2 separate regions of the Homo sapiens genome follow, and region 1 is linked to region 2. The links are chromatin loops, found by intact Hi-C in ENCODE. Cell type or tissue: PC-9. All regions are shown on one strand. Each heading gives the region's core, and the rest is flanking DNA. Links, peaks and the distances in the headings are about the cores only. Region 1 overlaps GRAMD1C (GRAM domain containing 1C). Region 2 overlaps GRAMD1C (GRAM domain containing 1C).

Region 1 (8,347 bases), core at 334-8,333, 50 kb after region 2:
TTATTGAATCTCTTTCTGCTCACTTATAGAGTACTAAATCCAAGCCCCAAAACTTCATGAGAGATGGACTACAGTTAGAGATGGATTATAGTTACATATTCTCAGGAGAAACTACCCCCACTCCCACCCTAAGCCCTGGCTTAGACAGACAAGTTTCCTTGTCTTCAACCTGTGGATGTAGTGGATTTTTTTCATCTGTATTTCACAGAGGGTATGGGAGTCAGGCTTTATAAAGAGTTTTCAGTTCCAGCTCATACAAGTTCAAGGTGCTATCTCCTATCTCCTATCACAGCATAGCCATTAAAGCTGAGCAAATTCCTCACGGGTACCTCGGCATTAGCTTATGGGCTTACAACTCTGGTAATCAGTTCCCTCTTTTTTCTTTTTTTTTAACCCCTTAGGTATATTTCCCTCGCTGTTTTGTGAGCCAAGACATTCATTATTAAAAAAAAGTTTGAAACATTTCATCCAGCATTGCTAGGTACCCTTAGCAGAAGAGCATTTAAATCGTCCCCTTCTTGTATTGCCAGAAGTGTTGGTTTTTATTCCTAAAACTGTTAAAAGATATCTAGGTTTATCGAGCAGTATCTAACTATACTTAAAATTTTTCAAATTGGATAAAATGTTTTTTTAATCCAACATAAATTAGAAAATGAGTTTATTCTTTTTTATCAGTCACCAAAGTAAAAATCTGAAATATCCTTTATAAGCTTGAATAAATCCAAGACATGTTGTTGTGGAGGACAACATGATTACAGGAAACCTATTCTCCCCAGTTGCCAAAGTATGTTACAAACATACTAATTAATCCTCTTGGGATTTTTTTAATAGTACAACATTAATTAATCCTTACTATGTATGTATAAAACAGATTTGTGGCAAAAAAAAATCAGTTTTATTCCCCACTTCTCAGTAGAAAAATTTACCTGTTAATAATGTGAGTAGGATAAGTTACTGATAAAGTACAGAATAGGCCGGGAGTGGTGGTACGCACCTCTCATCCCAGCTACCCGGGAGGCTGAGGCACGAGAATCGCTTGAGCCCAGGAGGCGGAGGTTGCAGTGAGCCGAGATCATGCCACTGCACTCCAGCCTGGCTGACAGAGTGAGACTGCACCTCAAATAAATAAATAAATAAATAAAGTACAGAATAAAGGCTTCTGATTTTTTGCACAGTTAAAGAAAACTTGGCCAGGCACAGTGGTTCAGGCCTGCAATCCCAGCACTTTGGGAGGCTGAGGTGGATGGATCACCTGAGGTCAGGAGCTTGAGAACAGCCTGGCTCACATGGTGAAACCCCATCTCTACTAAAAATACAAAAATTAGCTCAGCTGGTGGCGTGCACCTGTAGTCCCAGCTACTCAGGAGGCTGAGGCAGGAGAATCACTTGAACCCAGGAGGTGGAGGCTGCAGTGAACCGAGATCACAGCACTGCACTCCAGCCTGGGCAACAGAGTGAGACTGTCTCAAAAAAAAAAAAAAAAGAAAGAAAGAAAACTTGACTATTATCTAGAAAAATTCAAATATAAATATTTTCTATTAAAACCTAAGTATACTAGTTATTATTTGCATATATGTAGATAATGGTTGAAAATCTGTTTATTCTTAAAACGTTTTAAAACAAAAAAATTTTAAAAAATCAATTCGAACTCTAATCTTTTTTAAAATTCTCCTACTCCATCTTTTTTTCTATTTCCCTTCCTAAATCAAAGACCTGAGGAATCTGAGATCTCCTATCTTCTTTATGCATAGTTTTCAAGATTTTCAAATAAACAATTATTCAAAGAGGAACACACAAAGGACCCCTGAGTAAACTTAATTTTAGTTACGCATTTCAGAAAACTTTACAAATCCCTCCAGTTTAAAAATACAATGATTAGCTAAATCTGCTATTAAAGAAGTATAGGCCGGGTGCAGTGGCTCACGCGTGTAATCCCAGCACTTTGGGAGGCCGAGGAGGGCAGATCACGAGGTCAGGAGATCAAGACCATCCTGGCTAACATGGTGAAACCCTGTCTCTACTAAAAATACAAAAAATTAGCCGGGCGTGGTGGCACGCGCCTGTAGTCCCAGCTACTTGGGAGGCTGGGGCAGGAGAATGGTGTGAACCCGGGGAAGCGGAGTTTGCAGTGAGCCAAGATCACACCACTGCACTCCTGCCTGGGTGACAGAGCAATACTCCATCTCAAAAAAAATAAAAATTAAAAAAATAAAAATAAAAAAAAAATTAAGTATATCCTTTCCAGCCTCAGCCCCGGACCCTACAGCAGCGGAGATGTTGATGCCTAAGAAGAACCGGATTGCCATTTATGAACTCCTTTTTAAGGAGGGAGTCATGGTGGCCAAGAAGGACGTCCACATGCCTAAGCACCCGAGCTGGCAGACAAGAATGTGCCCAACCTTCATGTCATGAAGGCCATGCAGTCTCTCAAGTCCTGAGGCTACGTGAAGGAACAGTTTGCCTGGAGACATTTCTACTGGTACCTTACCAATGAGGGCATCCAGTATCTCCATGATTATCTTCATCTGCCCCGGAGACTGTGCTGCCACCCTACGCTGCAGCCATCCAGAGACTGGCAGGCCTTGGCCTAAAGGTCTGGAGGGTGAGCGACCTGCAAGACTCACAAAAGGGGAAGCCGACAGAGATACCTACAGACGGAGTTTTGTGCCCCCTGGTGCCAACAAGAAAGTCGAGGCTGGGGCTGTGTCAGCAACCGAATTCCAGTTTAAAGGCAGATTTGGTCGTGGACGTGGTCAGCCACCTCAGTAAAACTGGAGAGTATTATTATTTTGCATTGAATAAACGTACAGCAAAAAAAAAAAGTAAGTATATACAATTGACAAATATTTTTAAAGATCTTAATGAATTATCAAAGCACAAAAGAATATTTAATATTAACTAGCTGGAGGGGCTCTAGGGAGGGAGTTGGGGGTTCAGCCCCCCGTCCGGCCAGCCGCCCCGTCCGGGAGGGAGGTGGGGGGTCAGCCCCCCGCCCGGCCAGCCACCCCGTCCGGGAGGGAGGTGGGGGGGTCAGCCCCCCGCCCGGTCAGCCGCCCCGTCCGGGAGGGAGGTGGGGGGGTCAGCCCCCCCGCCTGGCCAGCCGCCCCGTCCGGGAGGTGAGGGGCGCCTCTGCCCGGCCGCCCCTACTGGGAAGTGAGGAGCCCCTCTGCCAGGCCACCACCCCGTCTGGGAGGTGTACCCAACAGCTCATTGAGAACGGGCCATCATGACAATGGCGGTTTTGTGGAATAGAAAGGGGGGAAAGGTGGGGAAAAGATTGAGAAATCGGATGGTTGCCCTGTCTGTGTAGAAAGAAGTATACATGGGAGACTTCATTTTGTTCTGTACTAAGAAAAATTCTTCTGCCTTGGGATCCTGTTGATCTGTGACCTTACCCCCAACCCTGTGCTCTCTGAAACATGTGCTGTGTCCACTCAGGGTTGAATGGATTAAGGGCGGTGCAAGATGTGCTTTGTTAAACAGATGCTTGAAGGCAGCATGCTCGTTAAGAGTCATCACCACTCCCTAATCTCAAGTACCCAGGGACACAAACACTGCGGAAGGCTGCAGGGTCCTCTGCCTAGGAAAACCAGAGACCTTTGTTCACTTGTTTATCTGCTGAGCTTCCCTCCACTATTGTCCTATGACCCTGCCAAATCCCCCTCTGCGAGAAACACCCAAGAATGATCAATAAAAAATAAATAAATAAATAAATAAATAAATAAATAAATAAATAAAATATTAACTAGCTTATCCAAAGCACTATTACTTCTATTAAAAAATCCCAGGTAAGTATGTCATCTTCTGAACACACACAATGAACAATCTCAAAGGCTATTTTCTACTCCCAATAGTTGCTTACTCTATATCGCTAAAAGAATTTGCACTAAATAAATGCATATGTTGCAGATCTTTGTCTGCCTTGCCTCTGGGATCTTAATCCACATGGAATATACTATTACTCTAGCCAAGAAGAAAGTAAGTCTTTTGTTTTAAGAGTTTTTTGGTTGTTTGTTTGTTTTACATTTTGCTATATATTTTTTTACTAAGTTAATGGGCAAAAGCATAAATATTTGCCATTATTTTAAATTTCATTTCATCATTTCACATAATTTTTATTGTTTAATTAGGGTTTAAAAGGTAATAATAAAACTCATTTCTCACATACAGAATTAAATTTTTATTTTATCTTATTTTATTGAGACAGCGTCTCTCTCTGTCGCCTAGCCTGGAATGCAGTGGCATGATCACAGCGCACCATAACCTCAAATCCTGGACTCAAGCAATCCTTCCATGTCAGCCTCCCAAGTGGCTGGGACTACAGGTGCAAGCCACCACAGCCAGCTAATTTTTATTTTGTTTTGTTGAGATGGGGGTCTTACTATGTTGCTCAGGTTGGTCTCAAACTCCTGGCCTCAAGTGATCCTCCCACCTTGGCCTCCCAAAGTGTTGGGATTATAAGCATGAGCCACAATGTCTGGCCCAATATTTTAAAATAAAAAAAAAAACAAATACAACAACTAAGATTCCTATCTTTAAACTATAGAATTGAAATAAAAAATCTGAAAATCTTAAGCCATTGCTCACTATCAACAGCCATAGAGAGTTAATTCTTATTATTTAAATTAGTCTTACTGTCAGAAAGGCACTTATTAGCCAATCTGTTAAACAGCATGAGGTTACTACTGATTCAAGACAGACCAGTGTTGTAATACCATGACCCAATCTCTAATTTTATAGGTGAGGTAACTGAGGTGAGACAGGTTATGCAACATACTCAAGATGACCACACCCTGAAATCACCAGATGCAGAGCAGAGACTCTATTCCAGATATTTTGTTCGCAGTCTCCAATGTGTTCAATTATATCATGCTGCCCTCTAAATTCACTACTGTGGAACAACTGATTTAGCCAGGCTAGAACATATGAATTATTCTACATTAGTGAACTTCCCAGATCCCTGTAGCTTAACTCTGTAAATACCAATACTTTTTAAAGTTATCCATTCTTTTGCTAGAAACCTCTCTAAAGTGAAAAAGCACAACTCTAGGTTCCTTGGGTATTCCAGTGAAATGGCTCTGACATCCCTAATTATTTGCTTACATACCAGGTCATGTGCCTTATGAATACATTCCTGTTATGCTACTTGTCTTCCTTGTGTTTTGTTTTATTTTCATTTGTTTGTTTTAGAGATGGGATCTCACTATATTGCCTAGGCTGGATTCAAACTCCTGGGCTCGAGTGATCCCCTTTCTCAGGCCTCCTGAGCCCCTGGGACTACAGGCATGTGCTACAATGCCTGGCTTGTCTTCCTTGTGTTAATTTTAGACCCCTCAGTGAATTCCCCATCATATTTGTTTTTCTTCAATACCTACTTTATTTGGGGGAGAATGAAGAAAACAACAGCAACATGCTAGAGTTGTGGTAGATGTTGATGGATTTTAAATGGCAGAGAAAAAATGAATTATTTATTTTCCAGACTTTTAAAACACCATTTCTACCAACTACAGTACTATTTAGAGCCAATTTAGCTGCACAGACCTTTGGCCTCCACATTAAAAGGTCCAGGTTTCATTGCACATGCCATACTTTGAGGTTAGTCTTCATCTTGAACTTTGATATCAAATTAACTTTGAATGTTGTTATTTCCTAAGATATAATAGCATGGTTTCATATGTTATATTTTGGACAGACTGAGTTTTAAAAATGCAATTATTTTTCCTTTCATGTCTCTTGTAATGTTTTGAACAAACTTGAATGATGAAAGAGAATAAGAGATATCAGTAAAAAAATTAAAAAATATAAAAACAAAGGTCTGGGTTTCTTCACTTTTTTTGAGTTTCTGCTATCATTTCTTGCTGGTATCTCTATGTGTTATTATCAACTAATTTCCCTACCTTCAATATCCTATTCAGTTTATTTAAGCTTATAAAAAATATAGCAAAAAATAAAGAAACACCAAATGAAGATTTGAGGATCTCTCCTATTACCAGCTATATCAGCATGAACTCTGATTTAGCTATATGGGGTCTTTTTTTTGTTTTTGTTTGCTTCTGAGTTGTTGACAGTTCTGGTGTCTGGGTAACTGACCTGTAGAAAAGTCTGTAAAACTTATGAGATACTGTACTTCTCTTTAGGTCTATTCTATATGAATTCATATACAATGTCCTTAAAATGAAGTGTTTGCAATCAGCTTAGGGGCCCAAACTGAGCCAAAGTAAACCTCTGACACTCTAAATCAGTGCTTCTCAAACTTTAATTTAAATGTAAATCACCTAAAAATCTTGTGAAAAATGAAGATTGTGATCCAGTAAGTCTGAGGTTGGGCCCAAGATTCTGCATTGCCAGCAGATGATGCCAAATCTGCTGGCCCCCATACTACACCTTTAGTAGCAAGGATCTAGAACACATCCCTCTTTTTTTCTCTCCTATTTCTAAATTATCTCCTTCCTTTGCTTTTTCCTTTTCTTGCATTACCATTTTTCTTGCTTTAAGTCTGTCAATAGTAACCACAGTAACTACTTAGCCCTGTAGATAGTCCCTAAGAGTATGAAGGTTCCCCAATCTAAAACATAAGCTAGAAAAAAAAATCAGTGCAGAGGACGGGCACAGTGGCTCATGCCTGTAATCCCAGCACTTTGGGAGGCCGAGGCGGGCGGATCACCTGAGGTCGGGAGTTCAAGACCAGCCTGGCCAACATGATGAAACCCCGTCTCTACTAAAAATACAAAATTAGCTGGGTGTGGTGACAGGTGCTTGTAATCCCAGCTACTTGGGAGGCTGAGGCTGGAGAAGCACTTGAACCCAGGAGGCAGAGGTTGCAATGACTGGAGATCATACCATTGTACTCTGGCCTGGGTGACAAGAGCGAAACTCTGCCTCAAAAAAAAAAAAATTAGTGCAGAAAGGTCATAATACTACAATATTGTCATAAACCTTTTCTAAATATGACCAAAAATAATATAGTCAATAGACATGACATTATTTTTAGGATGTATTGTTATTTTTGTATATTTCTTAGCAATTAAATATTTTCCTTAGAAAATATTTCAAAAAAACTTATAATGTCACGTTTCTTAATAGGAAATCAAACGTTTTAGTCACGTTAAGATTCAATAACTGTTAAGATTCCAATGAACTGAACTGCTAATTATGAACAGAATGATGGTACTTGTACTAATCTTTATAACCTGTTAATGAATCTTTTTTTAGCCTACTCTAAAATTACAAGAAAATCTGCTACCAAGGATACCTAATCCTCAAAAGATGAGATTTATTTTTATTTTTATTTTTATTTTTTTGAGACAGGGTCTCTCTCTGTTACCCAGGCTGGAGGGCAGTGGCACGATCATGGCTCAATGCAGCCTCAACTTCCCAGGCTCAGGTGATCCTCCCACCTCAGCCTCCTGAGTAGCTGGGATGTAGCCTGTAGGCATGTGCCACCACGCCTGGCTAATTTTTGTTTGTTTGTTTGTTTGTAGAGACTGGGTTTTGCCATGTTACCCAGGCTGGTCTCAAACTCCTGGGCTCAAGCAATCTGCCCACCTCAGCCTCCCAAAACGCTGGGATTACAGGCGTGAGCTATCGTGCCCAGCCAAGAGATCAGCTTTCTAATGAACTAATTGGAACTATACATGCCTTACCATCCTACATAATTTTCACTTATAGTTGTATCACACCAGATTCTATCAAATGGTTCATAACTCTCACAGGAATTGCTAGATTTAGAATGAGTCCTTTAATATAATAAATGTTAGCATTTGTAACATACAGAAGTGTTTTTCTTCCAAAAAGACTCTAAGATCTTAATGTGCCTAATCAACAAGCAGTAGTCTCATTTTCCAGTGGGGAAACCTGAAGCACATCCAGATTACACAACCGAATGAACACAATGGAAACAGAATATGTAGCTTCTAACTTTAAAACCATCTTATAGTCATTATACACTATAGGTTGAACACTGCTAAACTTCCTTTACGTACAGGAATGAATTTTTTAAATCAAAATTATATAAAATAGCTGGCTTCTCAGTAACATTCAGAAATATGGTTTCTATATAACATTAGTCTCTTGACAATACAGTGAGCTACAGTGTAAGTGGAATCCACTTCTGTGGTGTAGTTTTCACACAAGGAAACTGAAGCAGATTAATTCCATTTCATCGAACCAGACAACAGTGCATTCTAGTGGTCAAAGGAGAGAATAATCAGAAATGTCTTTGGGACTCTGGACTAAAATTGAAACATCTAAAATCTAGAAGCTAAGAAGGAAATTTTACAAATACTATATGACTCCTTGCAGATTTAAAGAAAATTTGTATTCAAGATTAAAATAAAGACGTAAAAAA
Region 2 (8,347 bases), core at 22-8,021:
GAGTAACTGCTTTTCTATCCAAATCCAGAGCCGGCAAGAGGCTACTAAACTTCTCAAGGAGAACAATACAATGGAAATTTTTAACTTTACAGAAAGCTAATAAAATATACATGTGCAACCATGTAAAAAAGCCTATAAAATACTGATGCTAAGCTGAAAAGATATAAATTGGATCAGCATAAGTAGATTACCTAGATGAGTAAAATTTCTGCACATACTTTGAGACTTTCAAAATATTTCCATTTTAAGATTTGCTATAGAATTTCTAAATAACAGCTTTTAAGATATAATCCACACACCACAAAATTCACTTCATGTAAAGTGTACAATTTAGTGGGTTACAGAGTTGGGCAACCATCACCACTAACTAATTGTAGAACATTGTCATCACCCCAACAAAGAAATGCTTTGCAGTCACTTGCAGTCACTCCCCATTCTCCCTTCCTATCAGCTCCTGGCAACTACCATTTACTTTCTGTCTCTATAAACTTACCAGTTCTAGACTCCATTTCACATACATGGAATCATACAATATATGGCCTTTTGTGACTGGCTTTTTTCACTCAGCATAATGTTTGCTATAGAATTTTAATGTATTCTCCTTAATTGTTTTTATTGCTAACAGCCTCAATTTCCACTGGACATAATGCACTTTTACTTGTAGAGGTTAATAAAAATGTCCACTCTTCTAAATGAATCCTCATCAGTCAAAAATAGTCTCTCTGTACTCTTAATTTCTTTATCACATTATCTGTTACTCTGTTATGACTCTTACCATTATCGACCTTGTATTACAATTATTTGCATTCCACGGTAGGCTATATGCTCCTTCCATTAATGTATTCAATATTTATGGAGTGCCAACCACATGCTAAGCACTATGTTAGGGAATTCCTGAGGAAAAATCATGTTATTGTATCCTTCAAAACACCTACCATATAATTTACTTTACTGTCATCTATAAACTCAGAGATTTCACTAGGTACTTCTCCAGATCCTTAATAAACAGGCTTACTAAAACCAGACTTTAAGTCTACCCTAAGTGACATAGCCAACATTTCCTTATATATCTCATATGTGCTTACCTATTTAGCAAACTATTCTCTGTCCCCACCTTTCACCCCATTCCACCACAAAGAACAAAGGGGCAAATGGCAGCCAAAGATAAATTACTAGAAATTCAGAATTAGTCGAATGTAAAATAATTCTGCTTTGATTAATAATTGATAAATTTTGACATTTCAAAACATTTTGCTGTACCTTGGCTGCACATCCTCAATCGACAGTGACAAGTTTTCCATCTCCTCAGCATTTAAACCTAGCTCAGTGCCATAGTTCTGCTGGAGCAGTTGCCAGAATTCCTGTCTAGTCAGGCTCTAAAGTGACAGAAAAATTACACTGAGCATTGGAAAATATAAAATATAATATCACAGTGATTCAAAACATGAGTTTTGAAGTCAAAAATGACCTGTTGTGCAAAGACTAGATATGGGGCTTTGGTAGTTATTTGACCTTTCTGTACCTCCATTTTGCATATCTATAAAAATGAGTTAATAAAAGCTATCTGGCAGAGTTCATAAAAGGAATAGATAAAATGATTTTAAAGTACATATTATAATAACTACTGAAAATGGGAGGTTAAAAATGTTTTAAATTTTCTTTCTGTAAAATAATTTGTTCAGGCCAGGCACAGTGACTCACGCCTGTAATCCCAGCACTTTGGGAGGCTGAGGCAGGCAGATCACGAGGTCAAGAGATCGAGACCATCCTGGCCAACATGGTGAAACCTGGTCTCCACTAAAAAAAAAAAATACAAAAATTGGCTGGGCATGGTGGCGCACACCTATAGTCCCAGCTATTCAGGAGGCTGAGGCAGGAGAATCGATTGAACCCAGGGGGCGGAGGTTGCAGTGAGCCAAGATTGTGCCACTGCACTCCAGCCTGGGTGACAGAGCGAGACTCCATCTCAAAATAATAATAATAATAATAATAATAATTTGTTCATACTTTCTGGTAATTACTGATCTGCAGTTTGTTTGCTTGTTTTTGAGATGGAGTCTCACTGTGCCACCCAGGCTGGAGTGCAGTGGTGCAATCTCAGCTCACTGCAACCTTCACCTCCCAGGTTCAAGCGATTCTCCTACCTCAGCCTCCCGAGTGGCTGGGATTGCAGGTGTGCACCACCACACCCAGCTAATTTTTGTATTTTTAGTAGAGATGGGGTTTCACCATGTTGGCCAGGCTGGTCTGGAACTCCTGACCTCAAGTGATCCACCCTCCTCAGCCTCCCAAAATGCTGATATTATAGGCGTGAGACATGGTGCCTAGCCTCTGATCTTCAGTTTAGTTCTGCAATCTAACCAGTCTACCATGACCACTGAATCACCGTTCAGCCCTGTCAGCTTAGAACCTGTCCTCTTAATCCATAATGTATCTGAATATTTTAACCACTTTAAAAATCTTATATATCAATAAATTTTAAACTATATTTTCCTAATATATAAAATGCAAGAGTCTGGACTTCAGAATTTTTCCTTTGATTTATCTTTAATAAAGTCCAGCTTGTTCTTTCTTTGTAGGCAGAAATTAACAAATTTTTAAATCATCAAATACAACAAACTCACACATTACCTAGCAAAACAAAAACAGTATTATTATGATTTAGGATAATGGCCTCCAGTTGAAAAATAAAATTAAATAACAATATTATGATAACCAATGGTCTGATGTCTAAAAACATTACAGATAGTTAATTACCTGCTTAAGCAAGGTGTAAGGAAGTAGCATAACACTTGAAGCAATTGTTAGTAAGATAATCTCTCTCATTCATTCAACAGATATTTATTTAGTACCTAACAAATGTGCGTTACTGCACTAGATGCTAAGGAGAATAAACATAAAAACATAATGTAGAAGTTAAGCTCCTGGCCCTCAAACAACTTTTAATATAGTTGAAGAGACATGGGATGTTCTTAAGTTATATGACAAGATATAATATGATCATGCACTAAAGTACTGGTACAGTCAACATGATATGAAAGTCTAAAGGAAGGAAATAGGACTGTGGATTAGTGTGATCAGATAAAGCTTCACATTGGAGAAGTGTTTTCAGCTGAGATAAAGGAAGAATATGGGGAAATGGAGAAATGGGAAAAGTTGAAGAGACGGAAACCAACTAAAAATACAGAATAAATACATGAACATAAGTAACATTTGTTTTGAAGTCAGTAGTCTATCAGCCTAACTGAAATAAAAATTTTAAGTTGCGAAATAGTAGAGATAAATATAGACTTGATGGGGCCACAACACAGATGCCTTGAATTCCTCCCCAGGGTTCCCTACAATAAATACCACTTCCTTTTTCTTCCTCCTTTTTTCTTCTCTGTCTAGTAACTATGGCATCTTTGTTTGTTATGTTATACTAGATGACCTTCATTACATTTCATGGACCTTCAAAGATATTAAGAACAAAATGTCTGCACTTTAGACCACTAGTTCCCAATCTACTGTGCCCAGATTACCAGGATTCCACAAGAGCAGATGATGAAAATTCAGATATTATCATCAGATATTATCAGATAATATTTCAAAAAGTCAAAAATATCCAATTATCTAAAATAAAGCTATTCAAGTTAAGTGAAATGGCAAGCCTCTGTTTCGAGCTGAACTATATTAACCTACAATGGATAACACAGGCTAATAAATTCTCACTGGAAATAATATATATCTAACAAGTAGTGATGTTTTAATATTTATTATTTAATGTATACCCCTTATTTGGTAGACAAAGTCTTTGGAAGCACAGTGTCCATAGAAAAAAACATAAAAAGGACCATTAGTGGTAGAGAAAATTAAGAAACCACTGTCCTTGATATTAAAGGAACATACACGTTTATTTTCTGACTTCCACTCCAAATGAGTCATTTGTTGTGAACTTTTTTTCACAATAATAACTCACACTACTAATTAACTCATTCTTCCAAAGAAATTATCTTTGAAATATTTTAGTGTCTTACTAGGATGGTTAACTTTATAATGAGAAGCAAGCAATATTTCAATATACTTGTGTAAGACTAATCTTTTATAAAAACTTTTCTTAAATAATAGATATCAAACGATTACAAAGGCAGACTAAAGCAAAAAGATAAACCAATGATGAATACTCAGGCAGCTTCCTAACAGCAAAAGAAATGAAACTTATTAGTAAAATACTAACAACAAAAATGTAATTTTATTTGACTACATAAATGTTTTGAATATTGTATTAAATACTAGCAGGAAGTTAATAGCAGGGTAATCACAATATACTTTTCAAGCTAGTAATTTAATATATATAACAGGTTAATGGAAAATAAAATATAACTCATGTAATTCACCATCTTGTAGATTTGCCAATTTGTTAAAAATGACGTTTTCTATAAAGTTGTCCAGTTTTCATAAAAATGTGGTTATTTACAGCCATGTTGAACATTCAAACATTCAAACATATGCCCAGCCTGATATTCATAATTCTTTCAATAATCAGCAGCAAAAATAATCTACCTTAGTAGTCTTCAAAACAACCTAAATTTTAAACACAAGCTGACCACCCACCTGCAAACCAAGGAGAGTCTCTCCCTTTCAGCCTACAGAGTAGTTTAACAAAATAAAGATGAACCAAGCAGTAATCAGATAAGGCTCAAAAGTCAGAAGATCAATTTCTGGCCCAGAAAGCTGTGTATTCTAAGTATGTTGCCATCTCTATGCACAGCAGAGCTCCAAATATTTAATGACAACTATGTAAAAATAATCACTGCTTCAATCTCTCAGTTTTGCTATGAGAAGCTTTTCTAATGTAGTTTAAAGCACATTATCTGTCACTTCCTGGTTGTAGTACCAGCACTCTTTCCAAGGTTGCAGGTCAGAATGCAGAATTGGAAGTTATACCTCACTCTACAGGTTCCTAAGCCACTCCTACAAGAAGAAGATAGGTAAACAGGTTTTATTAAAGGGACAGTTCCTAATTTTCTCTGTTCTACGCACAGATTAGAAAAAACAAAATGAAAGTAAAAACATCTTGCTTATGCTAAATTGATATAAAACAGCTACTGCAATATTATTTTAATCTCATCTTTAAAATTAACTATATTACAGGTTAATTTTTCTTCTCCATGCTAGTAATTTCTATGCAATTCTGGGAATGTCATGATTACCTCTTCATATACTACTTCTCTAGTACTGACGTAGTATTCCTATCAGACTCTTGCATTAATCCTTTACAACAACCAAAGATTCTATCTCTGAGTGCTGTAAATGTAACGTAAGGAAATAGCAGGAAGAGCCAGCTGTTCAGGTGGAATAATTCTACTAAGCACCCGGCACATCTCTCATCACTGAAAGGTTTAAGGCAACATTTTGATTACTCAATAATTCTTTTCTTTGAAAATATTTCTGACTTTGGTGTATTTAGAATAATTCCCTGGCAGTGATCTGGACTATAATAGACAGTACAGTTTCATCTACTAATTCCTATTTATTTCTCAGAAGAAAATTTTTCTTCTAAATAAAGAAGCAAAATTTGCCCTAATTTCTACCTAGTCATTCCATTTAATTTAGTGATGTGTGTAAACAAATCAAAGGCTACTTGATGAACTCCACGGATCAACCTTTTGAGGGATGCTAAAATCTCATCATTTTATACAATGGCAGAATGAGATAGAGTAGAGTGATGCTGAAAATACTACTCATTCAAATGAAGAAAGCCCACTGTGGGGGCAGCTTCCGCTGTCTAAAAGGCAGTGCTTTTAGCATATTATGGTAGTTCTCATTGACTGAAATTGTAACTAAATATATTTACGATGGTGAACAAATAGCTATGAGAAAATATACATTAACTGTACCACAACTGATATTTATACACATTTTTGCTAAATATAAAAATCCTTATACCAAACCACTGCTATGTAGGGCAGAGCTAAATTTAGTAGGCTTCAGAGGGAAAAACAGAACCTAAAACTGAACCCCAAGAAAGCCCAACACACAAAGAGAAAATAGAGGAGTGGCCAGCAAAAAAAGATTCAGGGAAATACCAGAAAGGTAAGAGAAGATTCCAGAAAGAATGTCATGAAAGGCAAGGGAAGAAAGTATTTCAAAATAGAGGGAGTATACAGTGGTATCTAACGCTGCCGAAAGGTCAAGTAAGATGAGCACAGGATGAGCACATGTATGTCAAATGCAAGCATCCAGAGGAATGATGCAGCTTGCCAAACCAGTTCCCCATCACTTGAGCATGTGTGTGTCATGAGAGTGAGGCAGGGAGAGGAGATACAGTGGGGAAGGAGGAAGCAGCCAGGTCATGAAGAGCCTTGTATGCCATGCCAAAGAATATGGACTTTACATTGTCGAAATATCAAAAGCCACCCAGTGGTTTCATATAGAAAAGTAACAAGTTCAGAATTATGATTTTAAAAGACATGATTTTAAAACACTACTATTTGACATCAACCTCAAAGACAGATCAGGTGTTAAAAAGAGATAAGAAGACATTGGTAATGGTTCAAGCTAGAAATGATGATGACCTTGGTGACCAACTAGACACGGCTGGCTGGCAAAGAGGCAAGAAAAAGGATACATCTAGGTTTCTGGCTTGGGTGACTGGGTAGAAGGCGGTGTAGCTCACTGACCAAGGGAAAATAGATAGAGGAGTTCTGACAATCAAGAAGGTAAAAAAGAGGGAATTATATAATACAAACACTTCTATACTGCCATGCTATTACATAGCAAACGTGACAAATAGTTACCAATTTCATATTCATTTTTTTTCCAGGTAGGTCTGAATGTTGCATTTATTAGATTGATAGCACTACTGGAAAACTTTTGGAATTCCAGTAACTCCAAAATAAAAGAACAAGGGGATTTGATAATGTTGCGCAGGCTAAAGGAGAAAGCTGGATGACACTCCTCCAAAAGGTCTCAGTGGCTGACATAGGCTTTGTAAACTGACCACTATTTAGAGAAAAGCCTCAGAGCTGTCACTATCCTAGAGTTGGCTCAGGGAGGCCAACTTATATAAGCCACACTCACGAGCTGATACTAGCTCAGTTGGAAATACACTAATGCACGGTGGGGAAGATTCCTTTCTGGTGATCAGAAATCTTTTCTTCTATCGCCCAGAACACCTGAATACCTTGGAAGTCAGATTAGCAATCAGAAAGTGGCACAACAAGCATGGAATCAGAGCAAAAGTAGACAGCTTTAAGGGACAATTTACTGTGACCTTGGTGGGGCATGATGATTCATCTCTGTCCCATCTCCATATGGTTCTCTATTGATCAAAGTCTGCCTCTGCAACTCTACTTTTCTGTCCTAAGTCCTAAGTTCTTGGCCTACGTCTGACCAAGTCCTCTTCAGACCGATATATTCTTTCTTTTTATACACTAATACTTTCAATCAACTGTTTTAAACCCTTTTTCCCCAACACACCTGAGGAATAGGACACCCTTCTGTCAACCTTCTACTTAGTGATTCCCAAAATAGAAGCTAGAGTAACATGTATCAGAATTTAGACAGCGTATATCTGTATACATTTAAAAAGCTCCCCTCATTACTTTACCCCTGAATCTAACATATGCTATCTTCTTCTGCCATTTGGGAATAAGATGAAAAGACATTCTGTCTCTTTAAGCCTTAAAATTCAAAATAAGTACAGATTTCTGCTCTATTAGACCCTGGATTGAAATATTCACTTTCAGAATATACTCTTAAATTTCCAAGGAGAGCTAGCTTCCCCATAGCCCCCATGTGCTGGCAAGAGAGACCACTATTACCTTGCTAAGATAAAAACAGTACAGGCCGGGCGTGGTGGCTCACGTCTGTAATCCCAGCACTTTGGGGGGCCAAGGCAGGCAGATCACCTGAGGTCAGGCGTTCGAGACCAGCCTGGCCAACATGGTGAAACCCCGCCTCTATGAAAAATACAAAAATTAGCTGGGTGTGGTGGCAAGCACCTGTAATCCCAGCTACTCAGGAGGCTGAGGCAGGAGAATCGCTTGAACCTAGGAGGCGGAGGTTGCAGTGAGCCGAGATCATGCCATTGCACTCCAGCCTGGGCAACAGAGCAAGACTCCATTTCAAAAAAAAAACAACAGTACAAAAGTAAATTTTCTGCATACATCCTGCCTATATTATAATATCTGTAATCCTAAATGCAATAATACAAGAATATCAGTAGGAATATGAAATAATTGATTGAGCCTCAATTTTAAAAATCTTTTAAATTTTAACCCTTGTTACTACTGATAACCTTACATACGAACCCTATTTTCTTAGTAATTCAAGTATATAGAAAATAACATTTCTTTGGCAACTG

The links. Peaks named below come from ENCODE experiments on the same cell type or tissue, not always from the same donor. Only the 100,000 strongest peaks of a DNase experiment are listed, where the experiment ranks them.
Region 1: a loop joins it to region 2, with 5 times the contacts of the local background. A loop is called at or near these places in 6 of 110 quality-filtered maps.

The regions. Positions count from the first base shown.
Region 1 is chr3:113,844,659-113,853,005 of GRCh38, reverse strand. All of the region lies in intron 2 of GRAMD1C (GRAM domain containing 1C), which reads right to left. It also overlaps the pseudogene RPS10P4. Among named protein-coding and RNA genes, the nearest start is that of GRAMD1C, 10 kb to the right of the region's middle. In PC-9, for the core only: CTCF peaks have their summits at 8,006 and 8,205; a DNase peak (open chromatin) is centred at 4,725; H3K27ac peaks cover 1,528 bases.
Region 2 is chr3:113,894,060-113,902,406 of GRCh38, reverse strand. GRAMD1C (GRAM domain containing 1C) reads right to left here. Exons shown (of 18, transcript NM_017577.5): 7 at 1,261-1,376. Among named protein-coding and RNA genes, the nearest start is that of ZDHHC23, 50 kb to the left of the region's middle. In PC-9, for the core only: no CTCF peak of the experiment used is centred there; a DNase peak (open chromatin) is centred at 4,926; H3K4me3 peaks cover 3,037 bases; H3K27ac peaks cover 1,432 bases.